2 separate regions of the Homo sapiens genome follow, and region 2 is linked to region 1. The links are chromatin loops, found by intact Hi-C in ENCODE. Cell type or tissue: endothelial cell of umbilical vein. All regions are shown on one strand. Links, peaks and the distances in the headings refer to the core of each region. The heading gives the core; the rest is flanking DNA.

The links. A loop is a pair of places that touch in the nucleus more often than their neighbours do. Peaks named below come from ENCODE experiments on the same cell type or tissue, not always from the same donor. Only the 100,000 strongest peaks of a DNase experiment are listed, where the experiment ranks them.
Region 2: it touches region 1 in a loop (7-fold over the local background); 9 of 110 quality-filtered maps call a loop at or near these places.

What each region holds. Positions count from the first base shown.
Region 1 is chr12:111,392,188-111,402,281 of GRCh38, forward strand. LINC02356 (long intergenic non-protein coding RNA 2356) reads left to right here. Exons shown (of 4, transcript NR_187522.1): 3 at 4,644-4,686. Among named protein-coding and RNA genes, the nearest start is that of SH2B3, 8.7 kb to the right of the region's middle. In endothelial cell of umbilical vein, for the core only: a CTCF peak has its summit at 4,908 (motif pointing right); DNase peaks (open chromatin) are centred at 5,044 and 7,354; H3K27ac peaks cover 3,745 bases.
Region 2 is chr12:111,478,412-111,488,505 of GRCh38, forward strand. ATXN2 (ataxin 2) reads right to left here. Exons shown (of 25, transcript NM_001372574.1): 15 at 10,065-10,094; 16 at 8,350-8,413; 17 at 7,302-7,454; 18 at 6,854-6,920. Among named protein-coding and RNA genes, the nearest start is that of SH2B3, 78 kb to the left of the region's middle. In endothelial cell of umbilical vein, for the core only: no CTCF peak of the experiment used is centred there; no DNase peak of the experiment used is centred there.

The DNA of each region.
Region 1 (10,094 bases), core at 585-8,584:
GTGCCTTGGCCTCCTCATCTGTAAAACAGGGGAAACAGACTGGGCGCGGTGACTCACGCCTGTAATCCCAGCACTTTGGGAGGCTGAAGCGGGTGGATCACCTGAGGTCAGGAGTTCAAGACCAGCCTGGCCAACATGGCAAAATCCTGTCTCTACTAAAAATACAAAAAATAGCTGGCGTGGTGGTGTGCCTGTAATCCCAGCTACTTGGGAGGCTGAGGCAGGAGAATGGCTTGAACCCAGGAGGCAGAGTTTGCAGCAAGCTGAGATTGTGCCACTGTACTCCAGCCTGGGCGACAGAGCAAGTCTCCAGCTCAGAAACATAAAATAAAATAAAAATAATAGCTAATGTTTACCGAGCACTTGAGGGTTTTGCTTCTTACCATGACACTGATAATTAGGAAAGACTTTACTATCTCTATTTTAAACATAAAGAAACCAAACAGAGAGGTGACGCGGCTTGCCTGAAGTCACACAGCGAGCAAGTAAACCCGAGCTTAGAATCTGAGTAGCTGTGCAACCTTGGGCAAGTCACTTCACCTCTGTGAGCCTCAGTTTCCTCATCTGGAAAATGGAGATGATAAGGGTTGTTAGAAGAATTCAGTGAGCTTCATGGCCCATGAACTTGTCACTCTGTATTTAAGGGTATTTAACTTGTCACTTTGTATTTAAGGATTCACTTTCCAACTGCCTGTCTACCATGAGAACAAACACCATGTCTGCTGTGTTCCCCACTGTATCCCCAGTGCCTGGAGAAGTCCTAGCACATAGTAGGGGCTCAACAAATCTCAAGTTGAGGGGCAGTGTATTCTCTTGACCTTATGGGGCCCTAACTCCTCTCAGCCTTCCTCTGCTGCCTGGTGCTGCAAACGTCCAACCCCAGGGCCATTCCAGTCAACCCAATAGATGCAAACAGGACCATCCCAGTCTCCTGTTTCAGGTATGAGGAGCCCACAAAGCACATTTGGGTGTTATGATTGCTAGGAGGACCCAGTGCTGTTCTCTGGCCATTGCCAAGTGGCTAAAAGCTGCACACAAACAGGCTTCAGCCAAAAAGAAATGACTGACTTACAGAGCTGAGAAGTCCAAGAGTGACTGCTTTCAGGTATGGCTGGATCTAGGTGCACAGACATTGTCATCAAGATGGTTTTTCTCTGTCTCTGGGCTTTGCTCTACTATGAGTGTGTTCACTCCCAGGCAAGACAGCCCTCAGAAATTCCAAGCTCATGTCCTCTGGAGTGCAGTGACACGATTTCGGCTCACTGCAACCTCTGTCTCCCAGGTTCAAGCGATTCTGCTGACTCAGCCTCCCGAGTAGCTGGGATTACAGGCGTGCCACCACGCCCAGCTAATTTTTGTACTTTTTAGTAGAAATGGGGTTTCACCATGTTGGCCAGGCTGGTCTCGAACTCCTGACCTCAAGTGATCCGCCTGCCTTGACCTCCCAAAGTGCTAAGATTACAGGCATTGAGCCGCCGTGCCCAGCCCAAATGAGGTATTTTCTTATCCGACTGTGCTGTTAAAGACTGGAATTGAGGCTCATTGGCCCTGCCCACCCTTGAACCAGTCACTGGGGCATGGGAGGGAGGGTTAGCCCCAGAGAACATCTTGAACTCCGACTGGATGGAAAATCAGGTGCTTCTACCAGCACAAGGGGAAGTCAGGCAGCCACAGCCCATGTCCACTTCGACTTCGGCCTCACGGTGAGTGGCTTCCAGCAGGGAAACGCAGGGTCAGCTGCGCTCCCCACCCTCCAGCCCCACCCTCCGCTTTCTACTTCTGCTTCTAACAGTGTTGCCAAATACTCCCCTCTCTCCTCTCCTCCTTTCTATGGCCCTGTGGCCCCAGTTGCCTCAGAGACATGAAGTGACTTCCCCCAAGGTCACACAGCAGGTCTATGTGGCAGAGCCCTGAGGCGCACCCAGGCAGCTGGCCCCAGTGTCCTGCTCTTGACCCAAGAATAAGCTCAAGCCCACCCCTGTCTGAGTTCTGAAAGGAAGTAACTCAGGTGCCTGAGGCTCTGAAGATAATCCCTTTCCATCTGGGTGACTGATGGTCTGGTCTGATAGGCCTGAGAACCCCACAGAGGGCAGAGGAAAGTGCAGCTCCTTGCACCTTGCACCCTGCTTGCTGGCTTGGGGCACTCTCCTGGCTCGGGGCCCTTCCGGCCATGACCTCAACTCCTGCCTCCCTCTCTGGCACCCTCTTTTCATATATGTGTGTGTATATATATATATATATATATATATATATGGGGAGAGAGAGAGAGAGAGAGAGAGAGAGAGAGATGGGGGTTTCATCATGTCGCCCAGGCTAGTCTCAAACTCGTGAGTTCAAGCGATCTGCCCGCCTTGGCCTCCCAAAGTGCTGGGACTACAGACGTGAGCCACCACACCCAGTGCCCTCTGACACCTTCTGCCCCTCTCTGAGCATCTTGACATCTTACACCCCAGAGAGGCCCTGCTTGCTGCCTCCTCCAGTGCAGAGGGCACAGGTGGACAAGCTCCAGGGGCGGGCACCCCCATGCCTTTCTGCAGCCTCAGGCCCTGCCCAAGTCCCCTTGGGCTGGCAAGGGGCTCAGGAGGCCTCAAGTTGGTGATCTAGAACCAGGAAGCCACCCTGGCTGATTTGCAGGCGAGAAGTGGCCCGTACATATGTCACCTCCTCTGTGGGAGCAGCCCCAGCCTCTGCCAGGTTCTGGGGGTGTGGGAGAAGAACTTCCCAGCCTCTGCCGCACATCTGCATCTTGAGGTCAAGATCACCTGGGCAACAGGATGGGAGATGGAGGATGGGGGTGGGGTGGGGGGATAGGGCTGAAGGAATAGAGAGGGCAGGGTGCATCCTAACACCTTTTTCCACATTAAAAAATTTAAGGTGAAAGTCACATAACAAAATGAATTAATTAATTTTAGTTAGTGAATTAACTAAATTTATTCATTTACTTAGAGACAGAATCTTGCTGTGTCACCCAGGCTGGAGTGCAGGGGCAGGATCACCGCTCACTGCAGCCTCAAACTCCTGGACTCAAGTGATCCTCCCACCACAGCGCCTCCTGAGTAGCTGAGACTACAGGCGCATTCTACCTTGCCCGAATATTATTATTATTATTATTATTATTATTATTATTTTATTTTGTAGAGATATGAGTCTCACTATGTTGCTTAGGCTGGTCTCTTAACTCCAGGGCTCAAGTAGTCCTCCCACCTTGGCCTCCCCAAATGCTGGAATTACAGGTTTGAGCTACCGCACCCGGCCTCATGAAGTAACTAAATTTAGTACATTCACAGTGTTGTGCCACCATCATTTATCTCAGTCTAGATCCAGAACATTTCATCACCCCTAAAGGAAACCCCATACTCATTAGAAGTTACTTCCTATTCCCGCTGCCCATAGCCCATGGCAACCACTGGTCTACTTTCTGTCTCTAGGGGTTTACCTATTCTATATACTTTACATAAGCAGAATCACACAATATTTGTCCGTTTATGACTGGCTTATTTCACTTAGCATGATGCTTCCAAGTTTCATCCACATTGTAGCATATATCAATGCTTCGGTCCTTTTTATGGCTGTGTAATATTCCATTGTATAGATAGCATTGTCTTGATTCATTCATCCCCTGGTGGGCACATGAGTTGTTTCTATCTTTTGCCTATTGTGAATGGCACTGCTATGAACATTCATGTACAAGTATCTGTCTGAGTGCCTGTTTTCAATTCTTTTGCCTCTGTACTTTAGCTAACATTTTTGTTTGTTTAGAGATGGGGGTCTCACTATGTTGCCCAGCTTGGCCTCCGACTCCTGAGCTCAAGTGATCCTCCCACTTCAGCCTCCCAAAGTGCAGGGATTACAGGCATGAGCCATCTCACCTGGCTTTAGCTAACATTTTGATGCTTTTTTTTTTTTTTGAGATGGAGTCTCGCTGTGCTGCCCAAGCTGGAGTGCAATGGCATGATCTCAGCTCACTGCAACTTCCACCTCCCTGGTTTAAGCGATTCTCCTGCCTCAGCCTCCCAAGTAGCTGGGATTACAGGCATGCACCACTACGCCTGGTTAATTTTTGTATTTTTAGTAGAGACAGAGTTTTGCCATGTTGCCCAGGCTGGTCTCGAACTCCTGACCTCAGGTGATCCACCCACCTTGGCCTCCCAAAGTTCTGGGATTACAGGCGTGAGCCACTGCACCTGGCCTTGATGCTTCTTTTAATGTAGATTAAATGAGGCGGGTAGGATTAAGCTGTTCTTAGTAATCCACTCCTCATTGTAAAAGAAAGACCTGAGAACAGGTTTAGCTAGTAATAGTCAGCATTATTTGTTTATTTATTTATATATTTTGAGACAGTCTCACGCTATCACCCAGGCTGGAGTAGTGGCACTATCTCGGCTCACTACAACTTGTCCCTCCCAGGTTCAAGCAATTCTCCTGTCTCAGCCTTCCAAGTAGCTGGGATTACAGGCATGCACCACCGCGCCAGGCTAATTTTTGTATTTTTAGTAGAGACAGGGTTTCACCCTGTTGGCCAGGCTGCTCTCGAACTCCTGGTCTCAAGCAGTCCTCCCACCTCGGCCTCCCAAAGTGGTGGGATTACAGACGTGAGCCACCACGCCCCACTGGTGTCCTCATTCTTTGTTCCCATTTTACAGATGCGGAAACTGAAGCTCAGAGAGCCCAAGTCATTTGCCCAAGGTGACCCAGCACTGAAGGGAGAAGCTAGCCATTAAGCTGTCCCCAAACCCGTGTACTCAACGTTGATGGCTACTCGATGGTGGCTGAGAGGCATCCAACCTGGAGCCTGGGAAGCTTCCAGGAAGGCTTGGGGGGAATCCAAGAGGAAGGTTCTTTGCGGGAGAAAGAGTGAGGCAGGGGAGTTTAGGAGGCCGCTTCCCAGCCCTCGATCGCCCCACAGCCACCAGGGGGCGCCAGAGCCCCGCGCAAAGCGGCTGCCACCAAGTGGCTGCCACCGCGCGTTACCACCCTCAGGGCCTGATGCCTGGGACTGCGGCCAAGTCCCGGCCCCAGGAGCTCGCGTGCCCCACGTTGATCCCGGGTCACGGGTGGGGACGGCTGGGGTAACTGGGTTGTACGTCCTCTGCGGAGCTATTAGGGACTCTAATTACCGGGATTGGAAGTGAATAATTATCTACTGGGCCTCAGGCTACTGAGTCACTTCCCCCAGAAACCAGATTCCCCAGGCTAGCGGAAGAGGGGGCGGCTCGCAGGCTGAGGTTGGGGCGGGGGAAGGTGGAAGCGGGGGTCTGGGGTTGGGGTGCGCGGCCGCCGCTGTTTTTGGTCAAGATCAGAACTGGGGAGCCTGGGTGTAAATCGCTGCTGGGCCACTTACCAGCCACGTGAATTGGGGAAGTCACTTCACCTTTCGTGCCTCAGTTTCCTTTCTGTCAAATGGGGGAAAACAACATTCTCTCCTTACAGTTGTTGGGCAAAGTAAATTGTAATCTACCTAAACTAAGCCCTCAGAGTAGTCCCTGGCACATAATCCTCTAATAATTCATTAATCACTCAGAATTATTAATTAGGCCGGGCGAGGTGCCTCACGTTTATAATCCCAGCACTTTGGGAGGCCGAGGCGGGCGGATCACTTGAGGTCAGGAGTTTGAGACGAGCCTGGGCAACATGGGGAAACCCCATCTCTACTAAAAATACAAAAAATTAGCCAACCGTGGTGGCTCATGCCTGTAATCCCAGCTACTTGGGAGGCTGAGGCACGAGAATCGTTTGAACCCGGGAGGCAGAGGTTGCAGTGAGCCAAGATCGAGTCATTGCACTCCAGCCTTGGTGACAGAGCAAGACTCCCTCCCCCAACCCCCCCCCAAAAAAAAAGGACAAAAAAGAACATTAATTAATCATTAATCATTGGGCCGGGTGTGGTGGCTGATGCCTATAATCCCAGCACTTTGGGAGGCTGAGGCAGGCAGATCATGAGGTCAGGAGTTCGAGACCAGCCTGACCAACATAGAGAAACCCCGTCTCTACTAAAAATACAAAAATTAGCTGGGCGTAGTGGTGCATACCTGTAATCCCAGCTACTCAGGAGGCTGAGGCAGGAGAATCGCTTGAACCCAGGAGGTGGAGGTTGCAGTGAGCCGAGATCGAGACATTGCACTCCAGCCTGGGTGACAGAGTGAAACTCCATCTAAAAAAAAAAAATCATTAACCATTAATTCAGAATCATTAATTCTGTTATTATTACCATTTTTTATCACTTGGGCTCAGTAAGTGATTAAGAGGTAGGGCACTACAGTGAGGCCAGTCTTTAGTCCACACCAGCTGCTTCATTGCCAGTCGTGTGACATGGACATGTCACTTCACTGCCCTGTGCCTCAGTTCCTTCATCTGACAAATGGGAAAATGAATAGCAAACCGTTCATTTGGGGTGGAAGAGATAAGGCCTGTGATGTTCTCAGTGTGGCGCACGCTTCCATAAATGGAGTCCAGATTGTAAATACTGTTCATGCTTTTCTTAGGGAAGGACTTGTGGCAATTTTAGCTTCTAAGGCACTGGGAGGACAGAAAACAGAACTGAATCCAAGGGAAGGAAGCACAGGGAGAGATGACATCAGGCACTTGAGCTCAGCAGATCAGACCCTGAGCCCAGGAATCGGCCTTGGGAGTTCTGCCCACCCAGGCAAAAAGGGAAGAACCCAGTAATGTAATTATTTTCTGGCCTGGGGCAGATGTGTATTGACCAAGGGGGACCATTTCCTGAGCCCTCTTGGTCTCTGTTGGACCCTAATGGGTGGGAAAAGGGTTGGTTGGACCTCACCCCCCCAAGGTTTCTTGAGCTCTGTGTTAATTATTGATTGCTGGGTAACAAATTACTCCTGCATTTACTGGCTTAAAACAGCAAACCTTTATTATCTCATATGGTTTTAGGAATTCACATGCAATCTGACTTAGCTTGTAGTTCAGGGTCTCTCACTCCTGAGATGGTAGTCCGAAACATGGGCTGGTGGCACGCACATGCAGTTGCAGCTATTTGAGAGGCCGAGACAGGAGGATTGTTTGAGCCTAGAAGTTCAAGGCTATAGATCGTGCTATATGATCGTGCCTGTGAATAGCCATTGCATTCCAGTCTGGGCAATGAAACAAGACCCCGTCTTTTAAATAAACAAACAAACAAAAATGGGTTAGGACTGTTCTCATCTGGGGTCCAACTGGGGCTGGATGATTCACTTCCAGGATAGTTGGAAGTGATGGTTTCAGTCCTGGCTGTTGCCAGGAGGTCTCTGTTCCTTGCTGGCTGGTGGCAGGAAGCCTCAGTTCCTCTTCACACGGACCTCCATAAAGCTACTTGGGTGTCCTTAAGACACGGTGGCTGGCTTCTCCCAGAGTGGATGGCTCAAGAGAGTACAAGGAGAAGCCTAAATGCTTCTTATGACTCAGTCTCAGAAGTCACACAGCGTCACTTCCACTTTAGTCTCTGTTAGAAATGACTCATTAAGGCCAGGTGTGGGGGCTCACGCCTGTAATCCCAGCACTTTGGGAGGCCGAGGCGAGCGGATCACGAGGTCAGGAGATCAAGACCATCCTGGCTAACACAGTGAAACCCTGTTTCTACTAAAAATACAAAAAATTAGCTGGGCGTGGTGGCTCGTGCCTATAGTCCCAGCTACTCAGGAGGCGGAGGTTGCAGTGAGCCGAGATCGCACCACTGCAGTCCAGCCTGGGTGACAGAGCAAGACTCTGTCAGAAAGAAAGAAAGAAGGAAAGGAAGGAAGGAAGAAAGGAAGGAAGGAAGGAAGGAAGGAAGGAAGGAAGGAAGGAAAGGAAGGAAGGAAGGAGTCATTAAGTCCAGCCCACACTCAAGGGCAGGGGAATCAGGTTCCACCTTTTCAAGGGAGGTATGTCAAAGAAGTGTGGACTGTTTTTAAGCCACGAGGAGCACCTGTTATGTGCCAAGAACTGTGCTCACAAGAGTGAGCAAGACACACAAATGCCTGGCCGAGTGGAGCTGACCTGCTCCTGGGGGTGGGGGAAAGAGACTGCCAATAAACAGATGAATCAATGATTCTGGTATCAGTCAGGGGGCCACAAGGGTGAGGAAGAAAAAACATGCAGAGGCAAGTCAGGCGCGGTGGCTCCTGTAATCCTAGCACTTTGGGAGGCCAAAGTGGGAGCATTGCTTGAGCCCAGGAGTTTGAGACCAGCCTGGACAACATAGAGAGACCCTGTTTCTACAAAAAATAGAAACAATTAGCCAGGCATGGTGGGGTGCACCTGTAGTCCCAGCTCCTTGAGAGGCTGAGGCAGCAGGATCGCTTGAGCCCAGGAGTTCAAGGTTGCAGTGAGCCATGATTGTACAACTGCACTCCAGCCTGGGTGATGGAGTGAGACCCTGCCTCTAAGAAAAAGAAAGAAAAAAAGCAGGAGCAGAAGAGAGATGGAGATGGTCAGCAATGGGGGCAGGGCTGGTTTAGGTTTGGTGGGCAGTCAGACATCTCCTGGGAGTGAAGAAAGCAAGGGTAGACAGCTGGGCGCGGTGGCTCACGACTATAATCCCAGCACTTTGGGAGGCCAAGGCGGGAAGATTGCCTGAGGTCAGCTATTCAAGGCCAGCCTGGCCAACATGGTGAAACCCCATCTCTACTAAAACTACAAAAAATTAGCTGGGCATGGTGGCTTTCACTTGTAATTCCAGCTTCTCAGGAGGCTGAGGCAGAAGAATCACTTGAACCCAGGAGGTGGCAGAGGCTGCAGTGAGCCAGGATTGAGCCATTGCACTCCAGCCTGGGCAACAGAGTGAGACTCCGTCTCAAACAAAACAAAACAAAAACATCTGGTGGAAGAGCATTCTGGGCACAGGGAACAGCCAGTGCTAAGGCCTTGAAGTGGGAGCATGAAGGTGAGTTTGAGGAACAGCCAGGAGGAGCCCAGTGTGCTGCAGTGTCCTTTGATAATGCTCAGCACTCTGTGCATTCACTGAAGGCCACTAGGGACAAAGTGTCCTACACAATGTCATTTCCCTTCACCCAACTACTATCATGCCCATTTGACAAGCCAGAGATACTGAGGCTCAGAAAGTGGGAGCCTGTTGCTGGTGGCAAGAGGGGACCTTTGGAGGTTGCACAGCAGTGCCGTGATGGAAACTCGGGCATGGGAAACACCAGCAGTAGCCATTGCCCAGCTGGGGGCCAGGCCAGGCCAGGTCCCCGGGCCTCCTCCTCGCCTGTGGCCCAGGCCTGCAGAAGCACATTTTACAAATGCAGACAGCAAGGCCTCCACTCTGGCTGGGTGACCCTGGGCAAGATCTTTGCTCTCAAACCTCAGTGTCTGCATCTGTAAAAGGGGTGTGAAGCTCTGTTGTTTACAGGACTGGTCTTTGTGGCCACTCCTCTTCACAACCCTCGAGGGACACGGGACTCTCACACCCAATCATAGATTATAATCACATTCTTTTTTTTTTTGAGACGAAGTCTCACTCTTGTCACCAGGCTGGAGTGCAATGGTGCAATCTCGGCTCACTGCAACCTCCGCCTCCCAGGTTCAAGCAATTATCCCTGCGTCAGCCTCCCAAGTAGCTGGGATTACAGGCACCCACCAGCACGCCCAGTTAATTTTTGTATTTTTAGTAGAGACAGGGTTTCACCATGTTGACAAGGCTGGTCTCAAACTCCCGACCTCAGGTGATCCATCTGCTGCAGCCTCCCAAAGTGCTGGGATTACCGGCATGAGCCACCGAGCCTGCACTATATTCAACATTCTTTATCAGTCGTTGCTATGTGGAGGTACCTCCCCCACTCCTAAGCCCTCAATGTGAGTTTTCTCATCAAATTCCCCCTCAACCCAATGGGGTCAGTCCTGTCACTGTCCCCATTTTCCAGATGAGGAAACTGAGGCCCAGAGAATCTATGTGACTGCACAGCTAGGAGATACAGAACAGAGAACTCTTTTTTTTTTTTTTGGAGACGGAGTCTCGCTCTGTTGTTGCCAGGCTGGAGCACAGTCGCGTGATCTCAGCTCACTGCAACCTCCCCTTCCTGGGTTTAAGCGATTCTCCTGCCTCAGCCTCCCGAGTAGCTGGGACTACTGGCACCCGCCACCACACCCGGCTAATTTTTGTATTTTTAGTAGAGATG
Region 2 (10,094 bases), core at 952-8,951, 87 kb after region 1:
AAATAAATAAATAAAATGGAAAAAAGATTTGAACCATTTACTAAAAAAAGGTTGACAGCTGAAAACAAACACACACATGATGAGGTGCTCCTGGATCAGTCATCATCAGAGAAATGTACATTTAAGATCACAATGAGATACCATAAGACACCCATTAGACCTGTTGAAATTAAAAAGATAACACAATACCAAGTGTTGGCAAGGATGCAGAACACATGGAACCTACACATGTACCTGATCAGTTGGAATGTAAAATGACACAATCACTTTAGAAGATTGCTAGTTTCTTATTAATTGAAATATGTATTTACCAGGCAGTGTGTGGTGGCTCACATCTGTAATCCCAACACTTTGGGAGGCTGGGGCGGGTGGATCACTTGTGGTCAGGAGTTCGAGACCAGCCTGGCCAACGTGGTGAAACCCCGTCTCTACTAAAAATACAAAAAAATTAGCCAGGCATGGTGGTGCGCGCCTGTAATCCCAGCTACTTGGGAGGCTGAGGCGGGAGAATTGCTTGAACCCGGGACAGGGAGGTTGCCATGAGCTGAAATCACGCCACTGAACTCCAGCCTGGGCAACAGAGTGAGACTTCATCTCAAAAAAAATAAATAAATAAAAAATAAAATAAATTTTTTAAAAAAATGAAATATGCACTTACCATACCTCAGCAATTCCAATTCTAGGTATTTAACTAAAAGAAATAAAAACACAAACACTTGTACACAAATGCTCACAGCAGCTTCATTCATAATAGCCAAAAGCTGGCAATAACTCAAATGCCCATCGACTAGTAATGGGTAAATTAACTGTGGTATAATCATAAAATGAAATGCTACCCAGCAATAAAAAGGAATAAGCTGGCTGGGCACGGTGACTCACACCTGTAATCCCAGCACTTTGGGAGGCCAAGGCAGGTGGATCATTTGGGGTCAGGAGTTTGAGACCAGCCTGGCCAACATGGTGAAATCCCGTCTCTGCTAAAAAAAAAAAAAAAAAAAAAAAAAAGAGAGAGAGACAAAAATTAGCCAGGTGTGGTGGCACGTGCCTGTAATCCCAGCTACTTGGGAGGCTGAGGCAGTGGAATTGCAGACCAATTCTGGGACACAGAACAAGACTCCATCTCAAAAACAAACAAACAAACAAAAAGGAATAAGCTGATACTAACATGAAATTCAAATTACTACACTGTTTAGGACACACATATGAAATTATATACCAAGCTTGTCCAACTTGCGTCCTGGGACGGCTTTGAATGTGGCCCAACACAAATTCATAAACTTTCTTAAAACATTATAAGTTTTGCTATTTTTTTTTGTTTTGTTCATCAGCTATCATTAGTGTTACTGTATTTTATGTGTGGCCCAACACAATTCTTCTTCCAATATGACCCAGGGAAGCCAAAAGATTGAACACCTCTGTTACACGCTGTTTGATTCCATTTATTAAAAAAAAAAAAAAAATCTAGGGGCTGGCTGAGGTGGCTCACATCTGTAATCCTAGCACTCTGGGAGGCTGAGGTGAGCTCAAGAGTTCGAGACCAACCTGGGCAATATAATGAGACGTCTCCAAAAAAAGATTTTTTTACGTAAAAAAAGAAAAAAAAAAACCTAATCAAAAAAAAAAAAAGAAAAAGAAATCTAAAGAGGATAAATCTAATCTATAGTAAAAGAAGGCAGATTACTGGTTAACTGGAGCTAGTGGTAATAAAGTACAGTTGGACAGAGAAGAGGAACAGGCACAATGTTTTCCATCTTCACTGATGAAGCAAGTAGTTACATGAGCAAATATATTTGTCAAAACTCATTAAAATGTAAACATAAAAAGATGAGCATTTTCTTGTATGTAAATTACAGACTAATAAAACTGGTTAAAACATTTTGGATAGTCATTTAGAACAAGATAAATTGGATTCACATTTTATACTTTAAGATAAATTCTAAAATTAGCCAGGCATAATGGTACAGGCTGGTCTCAAACTCCTGAGCTCAAGTGATCCTCCCACCTCAGCCTCTCAGCCTCCCAGGGTGCCAGGAGACAGGCAGATCACGAGATCAGGAGTTCGAGACCAGCCTGACCAACACGGTAAAACCCCGTCTCTACTAAAAATACAAAAATTAGCTGGGTGTGGTGGCGCACCCCTGTAATTCCAGCTACTCAGGAGGCTGAGGCAGGGGAATCGCTTGAATCTGAGAGGCGGAGGTTGCAGTGAAGCTAAGTTAGCGCCACTCCATCAGAGCGACACTCCATCTCAAAAATAAATAAACAAACAAACAATTTAAGAGGAAAGAATAGTCTTTTCAACAAATGAGGTGGGGACAACGGATATCCACAAGCAAAAGGAAAAACCTGGACCACTACTCTCATCTCATACACAAAAATTAACTCAAAAGAGATTGTAGACTTAAATGTTAAGAGCTAAACTATAAAAATCATAGGAGTTTTATAGGCGTTTCATAGGAGTAAATCTCTGTGGCCTTGAGTTAGGCAATGCTTTGTCTGATATGACATCAGGAGCAACAGCAACAAAAGAAAAAACAAACAGATAAATTGAACTTCATCAAAATTAAAAACTGTGTTACAAAGAACACCATCAAGCAAGTAAAAAGATAACCTATAGTCAGGGCATGGTGGTTCGCGTCTAAAATCTCAGCACTTTGGGAAGGTGAGGCAGGCGGATCATTTGAGGTCAGGAGTTCAAGACCAGCCTGGCCAACATGGTGAAATTCCATCTCTACTAAAAATACAAAAATGGGCCGAGCGCGGTGGTGCACGCCTATAACCCCAGCTACTCTGGAGGCTGACGCAGGGGGATCGCTTGAGCTCAGGAATTCGAGACCAGCCTGGGAAGCACGGAGAAGCTCCATCTCTACAAAAAATATAAAAATTAGCCTGGTGTGGTGGCGTATGCCTGCAGCCCCAGCTATCTGGGAGGGTGAGGCAGGAGAATTGCTTGAACCCAGGAAGCGAAGGCTGCAGTGAGCCGAGATTGTGCCACTGTGCTCCAGCCTGGGCACGATCTCAAAACAATACAAAAAAACAAAAAACCACAATGACACTTCATAACCACTAGAATGGACATAACCCAAACCAAAGACATATCGGTTATTTATGAGGATGTGGAGAAACTGGAACACTTGTACATTACTGGTAGAAATACAAAATGATGCAGCTGCTTTGGAAAAGTTTGGCAGTTCCATCACAGCATTTCTACTTTAGGAGAAATGAAAATCTAAGGCCACATGAAAAAAAATTTTATTTTTTATTTTTTGAGACTCACTCTTTCACTCAGGCTGGGGTGCAGTGGTGTGATCTCAGCTCACTGCAGCCTCCGCCTCCCAGGTTCAAGCGATTCTGATGCTCCTGCCTCAGCCTCCTGAATAGCTGGGATTATAGGTGCACGCTACCATGCCAGTGTAATTTTTGTATTTTTAGTAGAGATGGGATTTCACCATGTTGGCCAGGCTGGTCTCAAACTCCTGACCTCAAGTCATCTGCCCACCTCAGCCTCCCAGACTGCTGGGATTATAGGCATGAGCCACTGCTCCCAGCCTCATATGAAAATTTGTACATGAAAATCCACAAAAGCATTACTCATTGCCAGAAAAAGGAAATAATCCAAATGTTCATCAACTGATGATAGGTAAAAGTGGTATATTCAGGCCAGGAGCAGTGGCTCACACCTGTAATCCCAGCACTTTGGGAGGCCGAGGGAGGTGGATCACTTGAGGCCAGGAGTTCAAGACCAGCCCGGCCAACATGGCAAAGCCCTTTCTCTACTATTTTTTTTTTTTTTTTTTTTTTGAGACGGAGTCTCGCTCTGTCACCCAGGCTGGAGTGCAGTGGCACCATCTCAGCTCACTGCCAGCTCTGCCTCCCAGGTTCATGCCATTCTCCTGCCTCAGCCTCCCGAGTAGCTGGGACTATAGGCACCTGCCACCACGCTCAGCTAATTGTTTGTATTTTTAGTAGAGACACGGTTTCACTGTATTAGCCAGGATGGTCTTGATCTCCTGACCTCGTGATCTGCCCACCTCGGCCTCCCAAAGTGCTGGATTACAGGCGTGAGCCACCGTGCCCAGACTCTGAGTATATCATTTCTATTAAAAAGACAGTACCTCCTGAAGTTAGAATGTGACTCTCCCATCAGATAGCCAAACTGTCATGCTTGCTCTTACTACAGTAACCTTTTATATTTTAATGACAACAAAAAGTTCCCATTGCATTGTTTTAAGTAATCATTGAAAACAGCTACACCTGCTGGTGATACATGAACACCTTAACACTACATTAAAATGGCAGTAAAAAAAAAAACCCACTTTCTTCTCAGAATTTCTAAAGGCCCTCAAAATAAGATTAAACTCTATAATTTGATTACATTATTTCAGGCAGAGTTCTTTCAACAGGTTCATATGTTCCAAGGCTAAAAAAAAAAAAAATAGCATACTGAGAAAACGAAAATTAAGAGTTTTAGTTAACATCTATGAAATCACAATTAGGTCAAACATGGAGAAAATTGGCTGGGCGCAGGCACTTTGGGAAGCAGAGCCAGGCAGATCGCTTGAGCCCAGGAGTTTGAGACCAGCCTAGGCAACATGGCAAAACCCATCTCTACAAAAAATACAAAAATTAGCTAGGTGTGGTGGTGTGCACCTGTAGCCCCCGCTATCCAGGGGACTGAGAAGGGAGGATCGCTTGAGCCCAGGAGGTCAAGGCTGCATTGAGCCATGATAGCGCCACTGCGTTCCAGCCTCAGCAGCAAAGCAAGACCCTGTATCAAACACATACACACACACACACACACACACACACACACACACACACACACACAAAACACCCAAAAAAACACATTGAGGAAATCTTATTAATTCAGGAAAAATGAAAACTTTATGTCAGAAAGGCAATTATTGGGCACTGAGAAATGTCTTTTCTGTATAAATTATTCTACTTTCTATAGTTTCTCAACTGATAGCAGTTAATCACTCTAAATTAACTGGTTGGCAAAAAAAAAACCCTTTAGCATTTTCCAACATTAAAAGAACTCTTTTTTTTTTTTTTTTTTTTTGGACGGAGTCTCGCTCTGTCACCCAGGCACGCACCACCATGCCCAGCTGATCTTTGTATTTTTAGTAGAGACGGGTTTTCACCATGTTGGCCAGGATGGTTTTGTACTCCTGACCTCAAGTGATCTGCCCACCTCGGCTTCCCAGAGTGTTGGGCTTACAGATGTGAGCCACCACACCTGGCCAAAAGATTTCCTTTTAAGAAAAATGTGGGATTTTTTCTACGAAGGCTCTTTAACCACACAAGCACAGAATACTAGTTTATGCAACTACATTATACGACAACTCCCTAATTTTAATGCAGAAACATCCATCTTATTTTTCTTTTTGAGGCAGGGTTTCGCTCTTTCACCCAAGCTGGAGCCCAGTGGTGCAGTCACAGTTCCCTGCAGCCTGGACCTTCTGGTTTCAATTGATCCTCCCACCTCAGTCTCCCAAGTAGCTAGGACTACAGGAGCACACCATGACGGCTGGCTAAGATTTCTATTTTTTTTTTGCAGAGATAGGTTTTTGCCATGTTGCCCAGGCTGGTCTTAAAACTCCCGGTCATGTGATCTGCCCACCTCAGCCTCTCAAAGTGCTGGAATTACACGTGAGCCACCAAGCCTAGCCGAAACATCCTTCTAATAGGATCTTAACATTGGTTGAAGTTAGTTGCCCCTCTGCTTCAAAAGAAATTCTGGCTTTGGGGAAATAACTGTAGGTATATATAAAGCAAGGTTAGCAATCTAGTAAATTAATCTAGCAAACCCTCTTCTTCAAATTTAAGTTCAGATTTAAATCAGATTTCAGATCAAAAAGCTTTGGAATTAACTTTTTTTTTTTTTTTTGAGATAGGGTCTCACTATATTGCCCATGCTGCTCTCGAACTCATGGGTTCAAGTCATCCTCCAGCTGGGATATCAGGCATGGAGCCACTGTGTCCAGCCAATTAGTCTGGTTTTTTTGTTTGTTTGTTTTTTGTTTGTTTGTTTGTTTTGAGATGGAGTCTCACTCTGTTGCCCAGGCTGAAGTGCAGTGGCACGATCTTGGCTCACTGCAACCCCTGCCTCCCGGGTTCAAGCAATTCTCCTGCCTCAGCCCCACCTAGTAGCTGGGATTACAGGCGGCAGGTGCCACCATGTCCGGCTAATTTTTGTATTTTAGTAGAGATGGGGTTTCGCCATGTTGGCCAGGCTGGTCTCAAACTACTGACCTCAGGTGATACACCCACCTCGGCCTCCCAAAGTGCTGGGATTACAGGCATAAGCCACCATGCCCAGCCAGTATTTATGTTTGAGACGGGGTCTCACTCTGTCGCCCAGGCTGGAGGGCAGTGGCATAATCACAGCTCACTGCAGCCTCTACTTCCTGGGCTCAAGTGATCCTCTCGCCTCAGTCCCCCAAACAGCTGGGGCTACAGGCATATGCCACCATGCCCAGCTAATTTTTTTGAATTTTAGTAGAGACAAAGTCTCTGTTGTCCAGGCTGATCTTGGGCTCCTGAGCTCAAGCAATCCTCCTGCCTTGGCCTCCCAAAGTGCTAAAATTACAGGTGTGAGCCATCACACCAGGCCTCCAATTACTCTTTTTGAAGAGGATACTATATAATCACAACTGATGGGCATTTTTTCTCCCCTGTTTTTCTTCATAAAATCCATGTGAATATCTATGTAATGTTGTTCATCAAAAGCCAATGCATAGCCTCATCAAAAAGTCAGAGCTAAACTACAACTATTTATTCATTATAAACTTAGTTACTCAATTCATGCAGCATGCAAACTACAAGCAAACACAGGCAGGATTATTCTCACCTTTACCTGCTCTATATGTCTTGGCTTGATTCACTGGCATGGGCGTCATAGGTATTGGGTATAAAGGCTTGAGAGAATTAAAAAAAAAATTAACATTAGGCACCTATGATAATAACAAGGTATTCTGTCACTCTTAGTTTTATATTGCTAGAGAGCTAGGCATGAGAAGGTTTCCTGATTCTCCATTAGTCATTAAAAAATTAGATCATACCCACAGCTAAAAGGAACAAACCCCAAACTACAGTAAATCTAAACCATCTTTTTCACAGAAAACATTCTCAGATTTAGGTCCTCATACTTAACAACACACTGAATCTCTGCATGCCTGTCTGTTTCAAATGCATATGCATAACCATCACACCCTCAAGTCACTGAAAACCTAAAGAGTGCTTGGTGTCAGATACAAACAATTGGGGAGGCTAAGTGAACATCAAATTCTATGACTTACTTGCACGCCTGGGCTCACTGGGACTGGATACATCATATTTGGTGCAAAACAAACAGGCTGAGTATAAACTGGAGTTGGCTGTTGATGACCCACCATAGATGGGCTAGGTTGTGCTTGAGGCCGAGGTGAAGTTGGGGTAGTAGAAGGCTTTGGCTACAAAAACAACAATAAATTCAATTATCTCAAGGTAACAGATGAACTATTATTGCAATTTAAAGACGGATTTTCCCAGTCTTTCTAATTTTACTTGCTTTAACTATGTCCCTTTTATTGAAAACAAAAACACAGCACATAAATTTTCACATTTCAATAAAAGAAAAAATGTTTCAGTAGGAACTTAAAACTTTGTCAATTAAAAAATATTAAAAACAGTGGCAGCTATTTTTAAGAAACTGATGGAAGTGTTTTTAAAAATTAAAAATAAATATATCTTCTTATGATCTCAGTCGAATAATAACAATAGTACAGTCATCTCTTAGTATCTGTGGGGGATTGGTTACAGTACCCTGTGAAGATACCAAAGTCTTGGAATGCTCAAGTCCCTTACATAAAATCATGTAGTATTCGCATACAACCTATGCATATCCTCCTATATACTTTACATCATCTCTAGATTATTTATAATACCTAAAACAAGGTAAATGCTTTACTGTATTGTTTTGGAATAATGACAAGGAAACGTCTGCATGTGTTCAGTATAGATTATCCTAACTATGTTTTTGATCCATGGTTGGTTGAATCCAGTGATGCAAAACCCTCAGGTGCAGAGGACGTATCTATAAACCTGACAGCCTAGCTAGCCAACCATCGTCAAATTCTGGGTCAGAGAAATTCAAAGATTTGCCCAAGATCACATCTAATTGATGACAAAACAAAGACCTTTTTTTAATGTTTAAAAAGTATTCATTAATGGCCATGTAAAAAAAAGAAAGAAGGTTGGTTCAGCACACTAAAACAAAATTCAGATGGCAGGTATGGAAGAAGGACTATTACTAATAATTTTTCTTTTTTTGGGACTAGATAACCTCAAAGAAAGTAATAAACCTACCTGAGAGAAGGAACGTGGGTTGAACTCCTTTGCATTGGGATTCAATGTTGATTTCCTAACTTGCCTAAAAAAAATATAAAGGCCAGTGAAATCTACATGGACTTTACGTTGCTCTAAAATCTTCCATACCTGACAATTTAAAAAAAATTGCTAAATATAGATTTAAACTGTTCTCACTAGAAGATCACTAATCGTTTTTATTGAAACATATACACTTATATTGCCCATTCCTTAATCCCTTAAAGAATACAGCCATAAAAGAACAATTTTTTAAAAATCTGAGTAATATACAACCGTTCCTCTCAAAGGCAATCAAAAAATACTTTTTTTTTTTCCTTCACAGAGTCCCACTCTGTTGCTCAGGTTGGAGTGCAGCAGTGCAATCTTGGCTCACTGCAACCTCTGCCTCCCGAGTTTAAGCCATTCTCTTGCCTTAGCCTCCTGATTAGCTGGGATTACAGGAGACTGCCACCACGCCCAGCTAATTTTTTTTAATATTTATTTTTAGTAAAGATGGGGTTTCACCATTTTGGCCACGCTGACCTTAAGTGATCTGCCTGACTCAGCCTCCCAAAGTGCTGGGATTACAGGTATGAGCTACCACGCCTGGCCAATCAACAAACACTTGAGCTGAAAAGACAGTAGCTACTTATGAAATATCCTTAAAAGCAATTCTTAACATAACAGTATCCTTTTATTTATTTATTTATTTATTTTTGAGACAGAGTCTCGCTCTGTCACCCAGGCTGGAGTGCAGTGGCATGATCTCGGCTCACTGCAGCCTCCACCTTCTGGGTTCAAGCAATTCTCCTGCCTCAGCCTCCCGAGTAGCTGGGATACAGGCACCTACCACCATGCCTGGCTAATTTTTGTATTTTTAGTACAGACAGGGTTTCACATGTTGGCCAGGCTGGTCTTCAACTCCTAACCTCAAGTAATCTACCTGCTTGGACCTCCCAGAGTGCTGGGATTATAGGTATGAGCTACCAGTCAACATACCAATATTCTAGCATGCAGTAATTCTTATGTGAGAAGATATTTTACATGACATACCTGGAAAAAGTCATGGCTGTAAAAAAAAATTGCCTCAAATCAAGAATAAGCAGTCCCCAATTTATCAATAAGCTGCATTCCAAAACTTCAGCTTTAACTGGATTGTTTGGTACCCAAACACCTAAGTCAATGGTAGTTAAGTTCTGAGGTTAGCCCCTAAAAGTCCATTTAATTAATATACTGAATGTGCAGAATTAAGTCTATCTTAACAAATCTAAACATTAACTAAAACACAGTTTCTGATGAAAAATATTTTGAATTCCAAGTAGAAGCACCGCATGCTTCTCTCCTTGACAGTGGCAGTTTTTCAACCTAGCAGCACAGTGAGGGTGACTAATGAGTGGAATCCAGTAAAGATAGGTCCCCTGAATTGATAATTTTTCAACTCCTGTTCATTTACAGAAAAACTTTTCTTAATTTATGCCTTGTTTTTCTAGCCCTGGGGTACAAAAAAGGGGAAGAACAGAAGAGTAGCACAGGGTGCAATAACCTCATTTACTTAAGATGTCATTTGTTTGGACTAGCTGTTTGTAAACTAAGGGCAATGTATAAAGTAGTCTAAAAGTCCAGATGGATTCTTCACAGTTGGAAGGACCTAAATGCCTTTAAAAAAAAAAAAGTTAATTGAGTAACAGGATGGTCTAAGTTCCAGGTTTACTCACTCAGCTGCGTCTTTCTTCTCTTCCTTATCG